Linked DNA regions of Homo sapiens: region 2 is linked to region 1. Evidence: chromatin loops called from intact Hi-C (ENCODE). Cell type or tissue: PC-3. All regions are shown on one strand. Each heading gives the region's core, and the rest is flanking DNA. Links, peaks and the distances in the headings are about the cores only.

The links. Peaks named below come from ENCODE experiments on the same cell type or tissue, not always from the same donor. Only the 100,000 strongest peaks of a DNase experiment are listed, where the experiment ranks them.
Region 2: it touches region 1 in a loop (4-fold over the local background); 2 of 110 quality-filtered maps call a loop at or near these places.

Annotation. Positions count from the first base shown.
Region 1 is chr2:226,608,473-226,618,170 of GRCh38, reverse strand. No RefSeq gene overlaps it. Among named protein-coding and RNA genes, the nearest start is that of MIR5702, 45 kb to the left of the region's middle. In PC-3, for the core only: no CTCF peak of the experiment used is centred there; a DNase peak (open chromatin) is centred at 6,060; H3K4me3 peaks cover 422 bases; H3K27ac peaks cover 2,597 bases.
Region 2 is chr2:226,242,009-226,251,706 of GRCh38, reverse strand. No RefSeq gene overlaps it. Among named protein-coding and RNA genes, the nearest start is that of MIR5702, 410 kb to the left of the region's middle. In PC-3, for the core only: a CTCF peak has its summit at 4,177; DNase peaks (open chromatin) are centred at 3,716 and 3,776; H3K4me3 peaks cover 1,332 bases; H3K27ac peaks cover 1,769 bases.

The DNA.
Region 1 (9,698 bases), core at 1,070-9,069:
GCTGGGGATGGAAGCTGGTTGGTGTCTGGAGAGTGACACCACTCTGACCTCTGTGATTTCCTTACATCCAGCCACCTTGTCTGGGATCCCCTGACCTCTCTCGGGTTTGTGTCTTCTTATGCCATGCTGGAGAAACCTTCTGGTATCTGGCGGACTCGTGTGACACTTATCCTTCCTAATCTATTATTTACGTATGGTCATCATTTCAAAAGTATTGTCTTACCACTATCACTTCCTCTATCATTTAGTAGGGCTTATGGAGAAAAACTAACAATAAATGTGGCAGTGCAAACACAAATATATCCAGAGATGATAAAATCTATTCATGAGAAGTTAGTAAAAACTACCAATTGAAAGGTAACAAATGTGGTTGAAATCCAATGGCTCAAACATGTAAGACAGTAATAACTAACAGTCCCAGAGAAATGTTCTGAGAGCTTTGCTTATATTAATGCATTTAATCCTCACGATAAGTCTATAAACCTGGTACAATTATTATCTTCATTTTTGTTTTTACAAATGAGAAAACAGAAGCACAGAGATAGGAAGCATTTAGCCCAAGGTTATACAGTTGGTAAGTCCTAGACCTGAATCTGAGCCTGGGCATTCTTGCTCCAAAGTCTATGTGCCTAATACATTTGGGTATAACATGCACAGATCTAAGCATGAAGAGACTGTGCGTGAGAGAAAACCACATAAACTTCAATTTAGAAGGCTCTGCTACAGGTCACATAATTAATTTGAGTCTCAATATCCTCATTACAAATTAGGGATGACATGCTTGCTCACAAAGCCTGTGTTCAAAGAAAGCTTTCATGAGAAAACACTTAAGTCTAGGCCTGGTACAGAATGTGTGTGCAATAATGTTTTCTTCTTTCCTCTTATGTTTGTCTACACAAGTACCCGATGCATCAAATTCAATCTTCAGGTATATTGCTGCACGGCCTAGACAATATTATTAACATCTGCTGTTAGGTGTTAATTTATTGTGGCACATATATACCATGGAATACTATACAGCCATAAAAGAATGAGTTCATGTCCTTTGCAGGAACATGGATGAAGCTGGAAACCTTCATTCTCAGGAAACTAACAAAAGAACAGAAAACCAAACATCGCATGTTCTCATTCATAAGTGTGAGTTGAACAATGAGAACACATGGACACAGGGAGAGGAACACCACACCGGGGACTGTTGTGGGGTGGGGACTAAGGGGAAGTAGAGCATTAGGACAAATACCTAATGCATGCACAGCTTAAAACCTAGATGGCGGGTTGACAGGTGCCGCAAACCACCATTGCACATGTATACCTATGTAACAAACCTGCACGTTCTGCACATGTATCCCAGAACTTAAAGTAAAATACAATAAAATTTTAAAAAGAAAAAAAAATTAAGTGCAGCATACAGAATAATGCCCCCTCCAAAGATATTCACGCCCTAACCCCTAGAACCTGTCATATTTTAGCTTCATGTGGCAAAGGGACTTTGCAGATTACTTTAAAATAGGGATATTATTCTGGAATATTCAATATAATCACATGGACCCTTAAAGGGAAGGGAGAAGAGTCAGAGAGAAATACAGCAGAAGAAGAGGCAAGGGAGAGTCAAGGCATGAGAGGGGGCCTCAGTGCATCGATGCTGGCTTTCAAGATGAAGGAGGCCATGAGCCAGATGGCCTCTTTTGCATTAGTCCTCAGTTTACATCCAGAAAACAAACAGGGACCTCGGTCTTACAGTCACAAGGAACTGAATTTGATCAACAACCTGAGTGAACTTGAAAATGGGTCCTTCCCCAAAGTTTCCCAAAAGGAACACAGTCCTGCTGACACCTTGACTTCAGCCTATAAGACTCTAAGCTGAGGGCTCTCCCTGAGCCACAATATATTATACCTGGACCTTGGATTTACAGAATTTGTGAGATAGTAAATGTTTTAAGCTGCCAAATTTGTGGTAATTTGTTACTGTGACAATAGAAAGTGAATGCAGGTACCTACTTTGTCCCAGGAACTCTGCCAGTTACTGGGAATACAGCTGGGACCTAGACAGACTGATATCCTGATATCTGGGACACAAGCTCACTCGAATGCAGTGTTCGGCAGAGGCCAGTTCTTTCCTGATCCTGCTGGAAGATAGTTCCTAAAGTAATTTTCTTGCCAGTGTGTGCCTCAGTCCCCACAGCTGTAAGACAGTAGTAATTGCACAGAGCTTTTCTCTGGAATTGAGGTGTAAAGACTTGTGAGCTATTGTCCATTTAGTCCTTGGATGACCTGTGAAAACTTAACTGCCTCCTGATGCTGAAATGCATCTCCCACAAAATGTGGTTGTGCCCCTCTGCTCATAGATGTGGTCTGCAAAGATGCTGCCTCCAGCTCAGGCGGGAGCACTTATTTAATTGAATAAATTAGTTGTCCAAATTAGTTTTTGAAAAAAATCCCCATGTGTATCTTTTCTTAGTGTGGTCCCTTTTGTAACTCTTTAGACAATGGTAATTATCAGATGAAAAAAAGAATTAAAGTGGAAAAGACAACAAAAGGGTTCTCATTGTACTGATTGCAGACAAATTTGAGATCATCAGACAATTAGTTGCAACAAACCCAGGTCACATACAAACAAATGCAATTATGTAAAAATACAAAATACTTCCCTCAGCAAACAACCTTAAGAACTGAACAAATATTTAGATTTGCCAGCATCTGTTGAAAATCTGTATAAATCATCTCCAATAAACTGAACAATGCTTAAGAAACACTTGTGTTAAATAACCTGAAAAGAAATAATTTGTATTTACCGAAGAATTACATAAAACAAAGCCTCACTTGCCTCGATATAATCTTATATGGAGAATTTACCTCCTGGGATAGGCTTTTTCTAATCATCTTGTCTAATTTATTATACTTGTAAGTCTGTCATCATATGATTTATTTTCTTTAGAATACTGAACACTGTCTGACATTTATCTTATTTAAGTATTTTGCTCATTGTCTCTTTACCTTCTAGAACATGAACTCTTTGAGGGCAAGGCCTTGCCTATCAGTGAGATGCTGTTTATGTTCCATCTGGCACCTACCGGAATTTTCCTCTAGAAAATCCTCAACCTTCTTCTGACCATTTATTTCCAGGGAAGCAGATGCCACCCTGAACTTCAGTCTTTTCTATCCATATATCTATTTTTAAATTTTAAAATATTTAATTGACAAGTAAAGATTGTATATATCCAAGTAGTGCAATATGATGGTTTGATAAATGTACACATTGTGTATAATGATTGCCACAGTCAAAATAAGTAGCATATCCATAATCACCCATGCTGTATATTATATTAGCTCTCCAGAACTTATTCATCTTATAGCTGAAAGTGTGTAACCTTGGATCAACATCTCCCCATTTCTCTCACCTCTCATCCTCTGTCCTACTCTCTGTTTCTATGAGTTTGACTTTTTTAGATTCTGCATACAAATGAGATGATAGAATATTTGTCTATTTCTAGCTTATTGCACTTAACATAATGTCCTCTAAGTTCATCTATGTTGCTGCAAATGGCAGAATTTCCTTCTTTTTTATGGCTGAAGAATATTTCATTGTATATATGAACCACAATTTATTCATTCATTCATTCATTCATTCATCAATAGGCACTTAGTTTCCATGTTGTGGTTATTATGAATAAGGTCTTAATGAGAGTGCAAATGGGTATAAAATATCTCTTTAAGCTACTGATTTCTTTTCCTTCAAGTATCTACCCATTGTATGGTAGTTCTATTTTTAGTTTTTTGAGGAAACTCCATACTGTTTTCCATAATGGCTGCACCAGTTGCCTTCCCACCAAAAGTGTACAAGAGTTCCTTCTTCTCCACATCCTTGCCAACAATTATTAATTCTTGTTTTTTTTTTAAAAAAAAATAGCCACCAGACTTCAGCCTTGAAAGCATGTGCATACATGGCCCACAGTAGTCAGCACATTCCATCCCACTGGCTAGGAGGATGGATTTGTTACGGGCACGGTAACCAAAGTCATACCTATCAGGATGAATACGATTCAATTTTGGGACTTTTGTTTGAGCTTTTCCACTGGGTCTTAAGCCTCAGAGGAGGTGGGGCTAAATCTTCTGTTGCCATTTTACCTTTACTTTGGCTTTATCAAAATGGTTGAAAGGCTAAGCCCAGAGATAGAAGAAAAGGTAATAAGATTTGGCCTACAGCCCCCAATCCTGCCATGTTCATTTCGGCACTAACCATGGGATTTTTACTTATGGGGCAAATATATATTTTTCTCCAAACAAAGAGCTCCGATTGAATTCTAATTGATAATCAGAGAAATCAGAGAAGCATAAAGTACTATGGAATAATTGCTCTACTAATCTGAGCACAAAATTTCTATAACTTAATTTAAAAATTGTGTGTGTGTGTGTGTGTGTGTGTGTGTGTGTGGTGCGATGTCTACCAGCTGCCCACCATCCTTTGTCTTAGGGTCTAATTCATTTAGAAAACTCAAGACAGGTGAAATGAAATAGTATATTAGCTATTCCCTAAAACAGCAAGTAAAATCTTTGACTTGTGGCTTTGAAAACTGTATATCATTTCTATTGTACCCAAGTTGGCAGCTCTAAACCCATTGGGTAAGAACTTTCTACTTTTCTTATTGAATACCATCAGCCTTAATGCAGATTATTAGTAAGGCAGATTATTTTGAGTTCTTGTGATATCTCAAATTATGAAATTTGAAACTGTGATATTTCAGATTATGTTCCTATATGTTTGGGCTACTGTTGGATATCCAATGAATGCAGTTTATTTAAAAATCCCAATAAAACTGAACCAAAAAGCTCAAAACATAGTTACTTTACAAATGTTCTCTTAAGGATGACTGATTGATTGATGTGTTGACACGAGAGGGTCAAGACAGCTGCACTGCTGGGTATACCAGTGGGCATGAGGGGCATGTGGACCAGTGAGTTATTTTTTGTTTCAAAATTTTAATGTGAAGGAAAAGGAGGAGGAACAGCAGTATATCTAGAGAATTGTCTAGAAGTAAAAAGCAGACTTGAAAGAAGAAGAGTTTAAAAGTACCAGGACAAAAGTCAAGAATTTATCATCAGTCTTGCTCCTGAATATCCACTGGGAACATACTGCTATTTTATTAGTGAAAACTTTTTTTTGGTCTGGTCATAGATAGGAGCAAGAGAAATCATTTGAAAGTCCAGGCCTTAGCAACTGTGACAAATTTACAAAGAGAAAAAAGGCAAAAAGATATTATAAGGACAGACATTTAGAATATACATCCAATGGATTCAATCGAAACTGAGTGCTTTCATCCTGAAGGCAGTCACAGCAAACACAATTGGAAAGCATCACAAATACCTTCAGCAAATGTCTAAAAATAAATCCAAGATTTTAGACTTTAGATCCATGTAGATCAAGAAGATCCAGTCTGAATGTGGTGGTGCACGCCTGTAATCCTAGCACTTTGGGAGGCCGAGGTGGGTGTATTGCTTGAGGCTAGGAGTTTGAGACCAGCCTGGCCAACATGGCAAAACCCCATCTCTACTAAAAATACAAAAATTAGCTGGACGCGGTGGTGCATGCCTGTAATCCCAGCTACTCGGGAGGCTGAGGCATGAGAATCGCTTTAATCCGGGAGCAGAGGTGGCAGTGAGCCGAGTTCATGCTACTGCACTCCAGTTGGGCAACAGAGTGACAATCTGTCTGTCTCAAAAAAAGGAAAAAAAAAAAAAAAAAGAAGATCCCAGAGACAAGGACAGACTGAGTTTCAGAGGAGGACTGGCCAAACACCCAGCAAGCGTTGGAGACCTGGGCCCAGGAAGACCTGTGTTTCTTTTCCCTTCTAAGGAAAAGAACTTCAGTGAAGAAAAAAAAAAAAGTCATGAATCCAGTTAATCCAAAATTAAAGTATCAAGAGTGACTCAACACTGAGCCAGTAAATAACCAACCTAGAATTTTTCCAATTGCATACATATAACAGGAGTTAAATGACTCACGTCTCAAAAGAGGAAAGCATAAAGCGGGGGTCACTGTGGAAATGATTCCTCTACCTGTCAGACCCTAGGCTTGGTCAACGGAAGGTAGACAGCTCAAGAATATCCACTGTGAAGAAACTGCCAACACAAACAGTCTGACAAAGTCTGGCAATGAGCAATAAGAGGGAATTTGGATAGGTGGGTGGAGTAATTGGGAGTTGGCAATAGGCAAATAGCAGAGGTACAGAGAAGCAGAGGGTCTCAGATGGATAGGATTCAGGACTCCAGAACTGAGAGCTCTGGCTCAAACAAAGCAAGAACACTTTGTCTAAAAAATCCTGGAGTAATTCGGAGTAAGATACTAAGAATAAAAGTCAAATATGAGACAATTGGATAAATATGTGATGGCTAGATCTCAGGCACAAGGCAACATGTTTGTCTGGCCAGGCAGGGATCTTTTGAGCCTTGATTTTGTGCTCTTTTGAACCTAGGGTGAAGTTCAGTCTGCTGTGAGAAGCTGTGAAATCCCACATCTGAAGATCAGATGGACATGCGGGCAGGGAAGACAGTGAAGCTCATCCCTATCTTTATTCCTCAAAATTCTGTCCTTGGTCTTTCTCTCCTAACTCTCCCTGGTTTCAGCTTCCTCATGGCCTCAGTATATACTGAGACGTTTTCCAGCTCTCTTTCTATATGTATATAAAACTACCTATTAAAACCTGTCCTCAGAAGTTCCTGGGATGTGGGCTGTTTGCGGCAGCCACAGCACAGGATGTAATTATGTGACCTCAGGTCATCTAGGAAGCTATCTTCAGGACTATCTTGTAGGAGATTAATGATTCATGTGATCTTATCATTCATCCATTCAAAGCACATTTACTTAATGGAACCAATGAAATCTCTACTTTCATGGAATTCACAGTCTATAACTACAGTTCTTAGTCCTAAATCCCAGAGACATTTCAGATTCAGTGTGTTCTGAAGTCACATCATATCAATGAGAAAACACAATTTGTTGTGTAGTATGGTGTGTCTGACATATTGCAGGTTTCAATGGCTTTTCATTAAACAAAAAACTTGTTGATTTCAGGAAATAGCTTAGTAAATAACAGTTTCCATGATCTAGTCACCTGACTTGATTGAATTAAACTGCTCTATTCTAACACCTTCTAAACAGTCCACAAATTGGTAATGTACAAGTAAAAAAAAACTTTAAGTGCACAATTTTACATTTATTACAGCTCTATGTTCCTTATGTAGAATGTAAATAACTAAAAATAATAAAATTTTACTACCCAGAGATAATCACTTCTAATCACTTATAATTATCTGGCATATAGGTTTCCAGATTCTCATACATATATGCTGACGCTCAGTAACTGTTTCATGTTTTGCTTTTTATATATTATATCATAAATTACCTTTTCATATTAGATATGTTTCTATAGTATAATTTTGCTGGCTACCTACAATCCCATCTTACAGATGTGCTGTAATTTATAATCTCATATTGCTTGAATATAGCTTGTCACTAGTATTTTCACTGTTACAAATAATGCTATGGTAAACATCTTATAATTATATCTTTGTGACTACTTATGACTATTTCCTCCAGGACAAATTCTTAGGAGAACATATAGGTTAAAGGATATGCAAAAATTTCAACATTTTTGCTTTTTATGTTGTCAAATTTAACTCCAGCACAATTTTTCCCCAAAATTACAATCAGGAATCAATTCCTTATGATGTCATGAACCTGACGATACGAGTTCTTCTGATAAATGATGCAACTAGTTATTAAATCTTCTATTTCCCTTCCATTGCATGAACCCTGCCTTTAACAAATAAAGTACACAATTTCATATTCAGATCTAACACCTGAAATTCTAGTGGTTAGGTCCTATTAGTTCATTTGTAATCGCATATTAGATGAAACTATTGCTGAAAATTTATTTAAATGTATCAAGTGGCCTGAGTTCTGATGTTAGGTTAATCTCATGTTGGTTGGACCTTTGGATTGTAGTGGAACATGGAGGACTTTTGAGCTCCAAGGAGCTTTAAGAAGTGCATGTTTTCATAGTAGTTCTGGTACAAGAAGCTTTGTTTTCTTAGGCATCTGGAGAGACAGCAGATGACATGGGTGGCTACTCCCTCTCCTTCTATTGTTTTTCTTGAACGCTGTTGAAGCCAGAATTTTGTGAAACTTCAGAATGTGGGTTATGGGACCTCTTTTCTTGCTTTTAATTTTAAATTCCTTTTGACACATCTTTAAACTGTCTTCCTAACTTCTCAAAGATGACTATGTTCAAAGATCTTTGATTTCTTCCAGTATTCTCTCAGAAATGTCAGAAGTATTCTATCCTGGAAAGAGCACACTGTCTGGTGGGGAAGGGTGGTAGATTAAAGATGTTTATTAATACTTGGCTGCTCCTCCTTCAAGAGGTACATTCCTACTACCTTGTCCCAGTCTTGGATGGCTTTGTGACCTGCTTTGTTCAATAAAAGTGAAGGTGGTGGTGCTATCCAAGTTCTAGGCTTAGCCCTTAAGAAGCCTGGCAACTCCCACTTTTTTTCTCTTGTGCAGCTGCTGTGCTGTAAGAAGCCCAAGCCCAACCACTGAGTGATTAACCAGCATGTGGAGAGAGGCCTTAGACGATGAGATGTCATCACTGATGTTTTGCTCTCAGCATCTGAATGCAGCTGCATGAGTGACCTCAACTACTACAACACTTAGCAGAAGAATGGCCCTGCTGAACCTGGTTGGCCCATAAATACATGAAAACTTTTTAAAAATGCTATTGTTTTAAGCTAGTAAGTTTTGAGATGGTTTGTTACACAGTAATACATAACTAAAACAAAGATAGACAAATAAATGTAGGAGTTCAATTCACTGGCTATAAAATAGATAAGTGAGAGATCATAGGTGGCTGTCTACTCTTATATGGAGGAATCAGAAAAGGCTTCCATGGAGAGATGATATTCTACTTGAACTTTGAGAGATGAAAATGTTTCTGGACAGATGAGGGAGAGTCTCTTCGATGGAATGAATATTCCAGAGGATGACTTGGAGGCCAGGAATAATATGACATTCTCAAGTGAACTGATAACCTAATATTGACAACGGTTTTAATTTGATGGCTTAGAGAGAAACTGTGTAAAATCAGTAGGAATAATAACAGGAATACCATACTTGTCTTTCTTTTGTATCATTTTATCAGGAGAGAAGACCTTGTAATTGACACATTTCACCTATTTACGTTCTACAGTGCCAACATTTTCTCAAGGACTAATGAGACAAAAGGAACTGCGTTTGTTGAAAGGCAGCGTCTGATCCTCATTTACTATTCTAACTAAATGATTAATTCATTCCAGAAACAAAAACAAAGACACAGTCATATTATAAACATGAATTCCTCAAGAAACCCGTCTATGGACCACCTAGGAGGCACTTGGGGACCACCGGTCAGGATTGGTTTGAGCAAGATTATGAAATGGTTGGAGTTTATCTTGGTGTTCCCAGGCTCTCATTTTTGTGTCTTTCAATCTGCTTCATGTCTCAGTAGCACTAGGCTCTCCACTTTTCTGTGAAAATCTGCTTCTCAGAAAAGATCAGATGCACGTGTTCTTACTTAGAAGTATGATCCCCAGAAGTGGGCTATTGTTTCCAAGAAGGATATCCATTTTACTTCTGAGAAGACAAGGTTTTAAGCTACAGGAAT
Region 2 (9,698 bases), core at 458-8,457, 370 kb after region 1:
CTCAGAAGTGAGAATTATCTTCTTTCTCAGAAATCTCAAGCAAACACCTCCTGTCATTTCCTTTGGCAACTGGGTCATCTCCTTATTCCTGAACCAACTTTTGTAGGAAGAGGAATGCCCTTTGCCATTGACATAGACCTTCCCATCCCTATCCAATCACTATGGAAAGGGTGATAGGATTAGCCTGATTGTACACTAATCAGGCCAACCCTGCTGCATTGAAAGATTTTTCAAATCACATCACTATACAATGACAAGGGGACTGTTGGGAAGGCCAGCACATACCCTATATGTAGTTCTGCAATCCTTAATCCCATAGTGGACTTGTGTGCTTCCAGTTGTAAGTCTAAAGGAACCAAAATTTGAAGTTCTTACTCAAAAGTAAGGTAAAGGTGACTTGAGGGAGAAATACTTTGATCTAAAGGGCAGAGTTGATACCGATCCTGTGAGCAGGGAGGGGTCTCAAGTCCAGAAATGTGTGGGGATAAAGCAGTTATTCATTCATTCTTCCATGTATTAAGTGCTAAATATTTGGTAGACACTATCTCCCTGTGGGAGCTTACATTCCAGTAGAGGTGAGGATGTGTGAGGGACAAGAACAGAGTATAAAATGGGAGGCATGATGGCAAAGATAAGGAATAATAGCATGATGAATTAAGACAAAGGAAGATCTTCAATATCCCCTATCTCCAGAGAAAGAAGAGCAAAGTAAAGAGGGACAATTGCTTTATAAATGCTTGTACTCTCTGTTCCAGCATTAACACAACCTTAGTCTTCTGGGTGCCAACTTTAACATTGTTTTTCAAATCCTCGTCTTATTTAAACCATTATTTTCACTACTTTCCACAGAGTAACTCTTTGAAACTTAGTTTTATTTTATTTTCATCCTTGCAGTCCTCAAACAGAAGTTTAATACGCTTCTTATATTTTAATAGGTATTCATTAAATGTATAATCAAATTTTTAACAAGTAAAATAAAATCAACAAGTAAGCATTTCTGTGTGCCACTTAAAATAATATCCTAGCTTGGCGTAGAGGCTCACGCCTGTAATCCCAATAGTTTGGGAGGCCGAGGCTGGTGGATCACCTGAGGTCAGGAGTTCAAGATCAGCCTGGCCAACATGGCGAAACCCCGTCTCTACTAAAAATACACAAATTAGCCAGGAATGGTGGCTTGGGCACCTATAATCCCAGCTACTTGGGAGGCCGATGCCGGACAATCACTTGAACCCAGGAGTGGGGAGGTTGCGGTGAGCCGAGATCACACCATTGCACTCCAGCCTGGGCAACAAGAAACTCCGTCTTGAAAATAACAATAATGATAATAATAATAAATAATAATATCTTAGCAGTGGAACCTGTCTCATGCTTTGAGAAGCATTGTTTTATTCTGATAATCCTTTTGGTAGCCTCTAGGTTTTAATTTCAGCATACCCAATCCAGCTTCAGGGCTCTCTAAGCCTCTAGATTTGGATGTCTTTAGCAACTCTAAGAGAAGCATTTTTCTGGGGATTTCAACTTGTATTTTTAAATCTCCCAAAGCCTTTTTTACTTACCCTGTTGGTGTGTCCTGAGAAAGTTCCCCTTCTTTCTTTCTTTTCTTTCTTTCTTTCTTTCTTTCTTTCTTTCTTTCTTTCTTTCTTTCTTTCTTTCTTTCTTTCTTTCTTTTTCTTTCTTTCTTTCTTTCGTTCTTTCTTTCTTTCGTTCTTTCTTTCTTTCTCAAGATGGAGTTAAAAGTTGGGTGTACCCATCCTTCATTCTCTGCTGACAGCCCTGGTACCCCTGGCTTAGCAAATGCAGTGAATACATTCTCCATGGCAGTTTGGCAGATGCCTCAACCGTGACATTTGCCTTTTATAGATTAAGAAAAGAAGGTGTCCCCTTATGAGCTGCCTGTGCTAAATCCCCTGACACATTTATTTTCGATTTATTGCATATTAGATTTCAGGTTTTTAATTTGCATGTTTCTGGCAAAGTGTCAGAAGGTTGTGTCTTAGCACGTGTCTAGAGTTGTATGTACATAAAACACAGGCAAATTCAATAGGTAAAGCTCAAAGAAGGAAACAAAGGGCACGTCTAATTGTTTAACCCAAATCATTTCGCTTTTTCTGCTGGATGTGTCAGAATATAAAGTGGCATCATTTAAAAAATACTCTAGATTATTTCTGAGGTTGTCCATTGATATTTTTGTTTCTTTACACCTAAATTAAAAGCAATGTCTGACTTTTAACAGCACATTTTTTAACAAAAAATACATAACACATACAAAATAGAAGCTTGTTTTATAATTCAGATCAGTTTTCAGATTGTGTTATGATGAATACAACCAGAAAATTATGAATAAATTCCTTCTAACAGGGCCTTCATTAAAACTGCTCGTAAAGCAGGATCTTTCCTCTTTACTATTCAGTTCACAAACACTGTTTTTAGACAATAAAAACCATACAATATAATTATGTACTTTGTCTGAAATATTTTATTAATTAAATAATAGGTTTAGATGACTGAATTCTAGCAAACCTCTGCCACTTGTAACCCAACAATCTGTGTCAGGCATGCATAGCCCCTCAGAGGCTCAGGTTTCCTCAACTGGAAAAGGGCATAATAATAACTAAGTTAAAAGCTGGCTTGTGGACTTGTTAAGGGAATTGAATAAGAAAATGTATGTGGAACTGGTTGGTAAATTCTATAGCACTACAAAAAGTACATCCATATGGTAACATAAAAATTAACTAGCACATATTGTAATATAATAATAGACCATAATACCGTATAATCTCATAAACTTAGAGAGTAGCCAGGACTTATAAACATGCTTGTGATTTCAAATACTATCTCCATATATGTCTAAAAATATATTGGCATGTAGTTGTCCAACAGGTTTGTTCTTCAAGAATATTTCTGGATCATTTGTAATTAACATGGATTTTAATTACTATAGTTGCTTGAGTATACTTATAGTTTCAATTTTTAATTTTGTATTTTGAAATGGCTTTTGCCAGAGTAGCCTTGTTCAATTGGGCTATATAAACATGTAATTATTTATACCAACTCACGTTAGGTTCATAGTTTAAAGACTGCCAATTTTCCACTGTTGTAATTATAGCCATAACAGATCTTAAGTTGTTTGAACTAAACAGTTCACTGTCTTTTAAAATTTGCCTTGTAAGTTATATGTTCATTACATTTTTAAAGGTAAAATTACTATACACACACATCCGTACACACACATATAAATTGTGTATGAGACATGCAATTCTTAAAAAGTTGGTAATTCTGACATTTAATATATGTTTCAGAAACAGTAAATACAACTTTAATTTCAAAATGTTCTTCAGATTTTAAAATAACTTTAATTTCCTTGGATATGAGTACTCTGTAATTAAGTAATCCCTGTTATACAGAAAAAAAGTGTTAGATGTAAATACATAATTCTGCCACCGCAGCTAACAGAAATGTTATCATTAAGTGTTTTCTACATTCTTGAAGAAGTGAGTAAATATTTCGAAGTCTGTCTTTTTTCTTTTTTAATGAAAGAAGCATTAGTCATATTGAATATCCAGTTCTAGCCAGGAAACAGGAAAACACAGAAGACATATTATCAAATACTTCTTGAGGGCAAACTTCTGTTTGTCAACCTTGGCTGCTATGAATGACATTATTAACTAGGGTTCACTATCATAATGCATTTCTTGTAGTTCTCACAGCTCTTAATTCTCTGAGTTGAAATAAATGCTCTTTGCAATAGTATGATTCCCAAGTTGGCCTCTGGTTTTGTAAGTAATTTTTTAATAGATATTTTTCACTTATTCATTCTGTTTGCTTATAGGGCACAGCTAATTTACGATTGTTCTGATCTAGTTCTGAACCTGGTATGTTGCCTACTACTGAATCATCAAACATAATTCACATATCTATGTCTAGGTAAACACAGCACCCACTGTATTTAGAGTAATGTTTTCACCAGAAGTTCCTGCAAAACTTTATATATAGCAATATGGGATGTTGGCATAAACAGACTTTTCAGGATAGATCAAAGAAGTTTGTGTGTGAGCAAGGAAAGGTTGACATGAAGCATCTCATAGCCAAATACATATGCTAGATTCACTTTCAACCCAAGCCACCTTCAGAATGTGCCAGATTTGGATAAAATTGCCTTTTTTTCCTCTCCAGAGCTTGGCTTCACTTATTCATCTCAAATTTTTCTCAGAACAACTCAACTAAAAACCCCCTAAACAAAATTTATGAGACTCCATAATCACCCTGTGGACAAACCTAATATAGCAGTTTTTCTGAAAACTACTAACCAAAAGGTGAGGAAATGTACCAGAAAAACACTTGTCCATCTGTATGTTTTCCAACATCTCCTAAATGACTTATCTTGATTGTGTATGCTGAATCTTTTGGGAGTACACATAAAAAAATTGACATATATGTAAATGATTTGCAGGCAGAGATGATATTTGTATTTAAATTTGAGCTAATTGTATTCTATCATTTTATTGCCTTACACTCATAAAAGATTACATTTAATTTCTTAAATTCAGATGATTTCAGACTTTGTTCCTGTAAGTAATATTATTTTATTTGAATTGCAAATAGTCACATAATCTCATTTTTAAATTTCAAGCCTGGGGACCCAAAGATTCTCTGAAAATCCAAACAGACATTTAATATGAAGAATGTTTACAGACTTACTAAATCAAATGTTTTTTGGTTACTAAATTTTTTGACAGTGCAAAAAGTTTTTAAGAAAAGAAACTAATTTTTGTGTGTGGCTTTCTTTACACAGCAATGGTGTGTGAAATCAATTGTTAAAGCTCCTTAGTTTCTACATTATAGATTCTGCAGAATGCAGCAAGGTATTTTTAAAGTCAACATCTGTACTTCTTATAGCAAAAGTAAAAGAGACCAGTTTTATCCACCAGTATTAAGCACATTTTTAGTTGTTTAGGAAAAAACTTAAATATATATATATATATATATAATGTAAGTATTCAGATATTGGAATACAGGCAATGAAGTTCTGTAACATTAGAGAAAGATAAAGTAAGCAAGCTAGGTCCTGCAACTGCCCCAGTACTGCCTTGAGATTTTCCAGGGAGGGGAGTGCAAGAAAAACCTATTGGTTACCTGCATTTTGGAGACAGCATCGAAAGGTAGGAGAGGACAAGGAGCTAGAGTTCCCATGACAGAGTAATGGTGAACAGAAAGTTGCATGAAGGGAAAATGAGCTACAAAGACCTGCCAAGGATTCCCCCCTCTGTCTTCAGCTGAATGAAATTGGTGCATGCATTTGCGGTAGCCAGCAAGGCCAGGGAAAGGACTACCTGTAAAGAGCAGGTGGAACAATCTTAGGCTCACAACAAGCCTTTAAAAGTTGATATTCTCAATAATCAGAATAGAAACCCCTTGTAAAACATGCAGCATTGAGTAGAATGTTAGAAAATGGTATTGCCTTAGCAGTGAGGAAAAATGAGGCCTGAACTAAAGACTTTTCTGGTCCCACTTGTAAAGCTTAGAGGCAGGTTTCAAAAATAGGAAATTATTTACAAATGACTTGAGAAGCCTAGAAAAAAAATCTTAAGAATGTTAAAAAAATACAAGACTCTTTGAAGAAATAATTAAAATTTCCCCCAAATTTGATTAGGAGTAGAAATACATTTATCCAAGAAATTCAATAAACAAAGCACAGGAAAATTAAGACAACTGCAAGGCATGCCATAATCAAATAGCCTACTAAGGATAATAGAGAGAAAATTATTAAAAGTAGCTAGAGAAAAAAGACACACTATATATAGTAAAACAAAGATCAGGATGACAAACAATTTCTCTTAGGAAGAAATACAAACCAGAATACAGTGGAAAAATATTTTTAAAGTTTTAAAAGGAGGTATTATTGTCCACCTAGAATTTTATATATAATATAAAGCCTTTAAAAAAACTAAGACAAAATAAAACATATTTCTAGAATACAAAAAAATGAAAAACATTAATTACCAGTAGGCCTGCACGATAGGAATGTAAAAGGAAGTCTTTCACAGAAGGAAAATTATATTGGGTAGATATATGGATCTAACAAAAAAGAAAAGAGCACAGAATTAGTAAGCATGCGGGTAAATATAAAATTGTTTTTTTATTTTGAAATTCAAAACTAATGATTTCAGTAAAAATGATATTATATTGTAAAGTTCATAACAAATACAGAATTAAAATGTATGATAATATCAAAAACTCTGGGATAGGTGAAATGGAAATATTCAGTTGTATATAAAGTGATGTAATATAATTTGAAGGTAGACCATAATAAATTAAATGTGTATATACTAGAAACCCTAAAAGTGAGCACTAAACACACACACACACACACACACACACACAGACACACACACACACAAAGGTTCGGATTAATAATCCATCATAGAGATAAAATTATAAAAGATACTAAATCCTAAAGAATGTAGAAAAAGAGGAAAAAAGGAAACAGAACAGATGGAACAAAAAAGAAACAAAAAAAATAGGATTGTAGATTTAAACAAAACCATGTCAATAATCACATTATATGTAAATGGCCTAAACATCCCTTTTAAAATACATAGATTGTCAATTTGTCATATGGATTAAAAAACAAGACTCAACTACTTGCTGCCTATAAGAAACTGACTTTACATTAATGCCACATGTAAGTTAAAAGTAACACTAATGAAAAGAAAGTTGGAATGCCAACATAATAGTATATAATGTAGATTTCAGGGCAGAGTTTAATAGAGATAAGTAAAGTCATTTCTTCAAAATAAAGTCAGTTAATCGTGAGGACATACCAATCATGAATGTTTATGTACCTAATAACAAGCTTCTAAACACATAAAGCAAAAACTGTCAGAACTGAAATAATAAATAAAGCAATTCACAAATATAGCCAAAGATAACACCAGTCTCTCAATAATCCCTAGAAAATGAACACCAAAAAATGTATTGGCAAACATATGGAAGACTTCAACAATGTCCTCATCTATTTCATCTAATTGACATTTAGAGACTATTACTCCTACCCAATACAGCATTGTACACATTTTTTTCAATTACATATAGAACATTTTTCGAGACAGACCATATTCTAGGCTACAAAGTAAGTTTTAGTATAATTATTTATTTATTTATTTATTTAGAGATGGAATCTCGCTCTGTTGCCCAGACTGGAGTGCAGTGGCACAATCTCGGCTCACTGCAACCTCTGCCTCCTGGGTTCAAGCAATTCTCCTGCCTCAGCCTCTTGAGTAGCTGGGACTACAGGCACGCACCACCACGCCCACCTAATTTTTTGTATTTTTAGTAGAGATGAGGTTTCACCATGTTAGCCAGGATAGTCTCGATCTCCTGACCTCATGATCTTCCCGCTTCAACCTCTCAAAGTACTGGGATTACAGGCATGAGCCACTGCGCCAGGCCAAGTTTTAGTAAATTTAAAAGTATAGTAGTCCCTCCTTCTTCATGGAGGATATGTTCCAAGACTCCCAGTGGGTGCCTAACACTGAAGATAGTACTAAACCCTGTATGCACTATGTTCTTCCTATGTACATATACCTAAAATAAAGTTTAATTTATAAATTGAGCACAGTAAGAGATTAACAAAAATTATAATAAAAAAGAACAATTATATCAATAGACTGTAATAAAAGTTATGTGAATGTAGTCTCTCTCTTTGCTGTCAAAGTTCTGTAATATTTTCAGACCATGGTTGACTATGGGTAAATAAAACTGCAGAAAGAGAAACTGCAGATAAAAAGGGACAACTGTATTCAAGTAATACAAAATAAATTTTATGATGATTATAAAATTAGCAATCAATAGCAGAAAGTTCTCTTTAAAAATTCTCCAAAGTCTGAGAATTAAGAAACCTACAGCAAAGTTAAAGAAGAACTAAAACAGGAGATTAGAATATTTTGAGCTGAATGAAAAATGAAAACAATATAAAAGCAATTCTGTTATGCAGCCAAAGCATTGCTTAGAGGGAAATTTATAACCTAAAAATCCTGAAAACCTGTAACATCTTTAAAAACTAGAAAATTAAGAGAAGATTGAACCTAAAGTAAGTGTAACAAAGGAAATAATAAACACAAGAGCAGAAACTACTAAAATATGAAATAGAATAACAATAGAGAAAATCAATAACACCAAATGCTGATACTCTTATAAATCTTTTGTCAGACTAACCAGGAAAACAAAGTAAGACACAAATTGTCAATATCAAGAATAACAGAGGAAAGACCTCTGTAGAACTTACACATATTATAACAGGAAAATAAGGAAATATTACAAACAAATTTATGTCAATTTCTACAGTTTAGGTGAAATAGACAAATTCTTTGAAAAACTGAAACTACTAAAGCTCTGCAAGAAGATGTAGATATACATATATGTATAAACATGATATATATAGACATAGATATGTATAGATTCATGAACATTCTGTATCTATTAAAGAAACTGAATCTGTGGTTCAAAACCTTCCCACAAAGAAAACTTCAGGTGCATGTAACTTTACTGGTGATTTTTTTCAAACATTTAAGAAGAAAAAATACCAATTTTACACAAACTTCACCAAAAAGCTAAAAAAGAAGGAATACTTTCCAACTTATTTTATGAGGCCAGCATTGGCCTAATAGCACAACCAGATAAAGGCATTAAAAGAAGCCTACAGCAACTCAAGATTTAGCCAATCAAGAAATAGTGCTGAAACAATTGGATATCTAAATGCAAATCAAAACCCCAAACCAAAAGTATTTTTTGAAATTTTTAAACATTATGTTTTTTACCATATAAAATATTAACTCCAAATGGATATTCCTAAATATAAAGCCAAAAATTATAAAGCTTCTGCAAGAAAACACATGAGAATAATCTTTCTCATCTTAAATTAGGCAAAGATTTCTTAGATTTAGGACCAAAAGCATGGTTCATAAAGGATACATTGATAAACTGAACTTTATTAAATTATGAACAGTCTTCTGTTTTCTGGAAGACATTGTTAAGAAAACATGGACACGGCCGGGCACAGTGGCTCATCCTTGTAATCTCAGCACTTTGGGAGGCCAAGGCAGGCAGATCACCTGCGGTCAGGAGTTCAAGGCCAGCCTGGCCAACATGGTGAAACTCTGTCTCTGTGAAAAATACAAAAATTAGCCAGGCTTGATGGCAGATGTCTCTAATCCCAGCTACTCGGGAGGCTGAGGCAGGAGAATCACTTGAAACCTGGTGGTGGAGATTGCAGTGAGCCGAGATCTCGTCACTGTACTCCAGCCTGGGCAACAAGTAAGACTCTGTCAAAAGAAAGAAAGAGAGAGAAAGAGAAAGAAAAAGAAAAGAAAAAAGAAAAGATAAGAAGGATACATAGAGAAGGACAACACACACAGGGACCTATCAGAGGGTGAAGGATGGATGAAAGAAGATGATCAGGGAAAGTAACTAATGGGTACTAGGATTAATACCAGGGTGATGAAATAATCTGTACAACAAACCCCCATGACACAAATTTACCTGTACATGTACCCCTGAACTTAAAAGTTAAAAAAAGAAAGCAAATGAAAAAGACATACCACAGACTGTCAGAAAATGTTTGCAAATCAAATATTGGATAGAGGACTTGTTTTCAGAAAATATAAAGAATTTTCAAAACTCAACAATAAGAAAGCAAATAA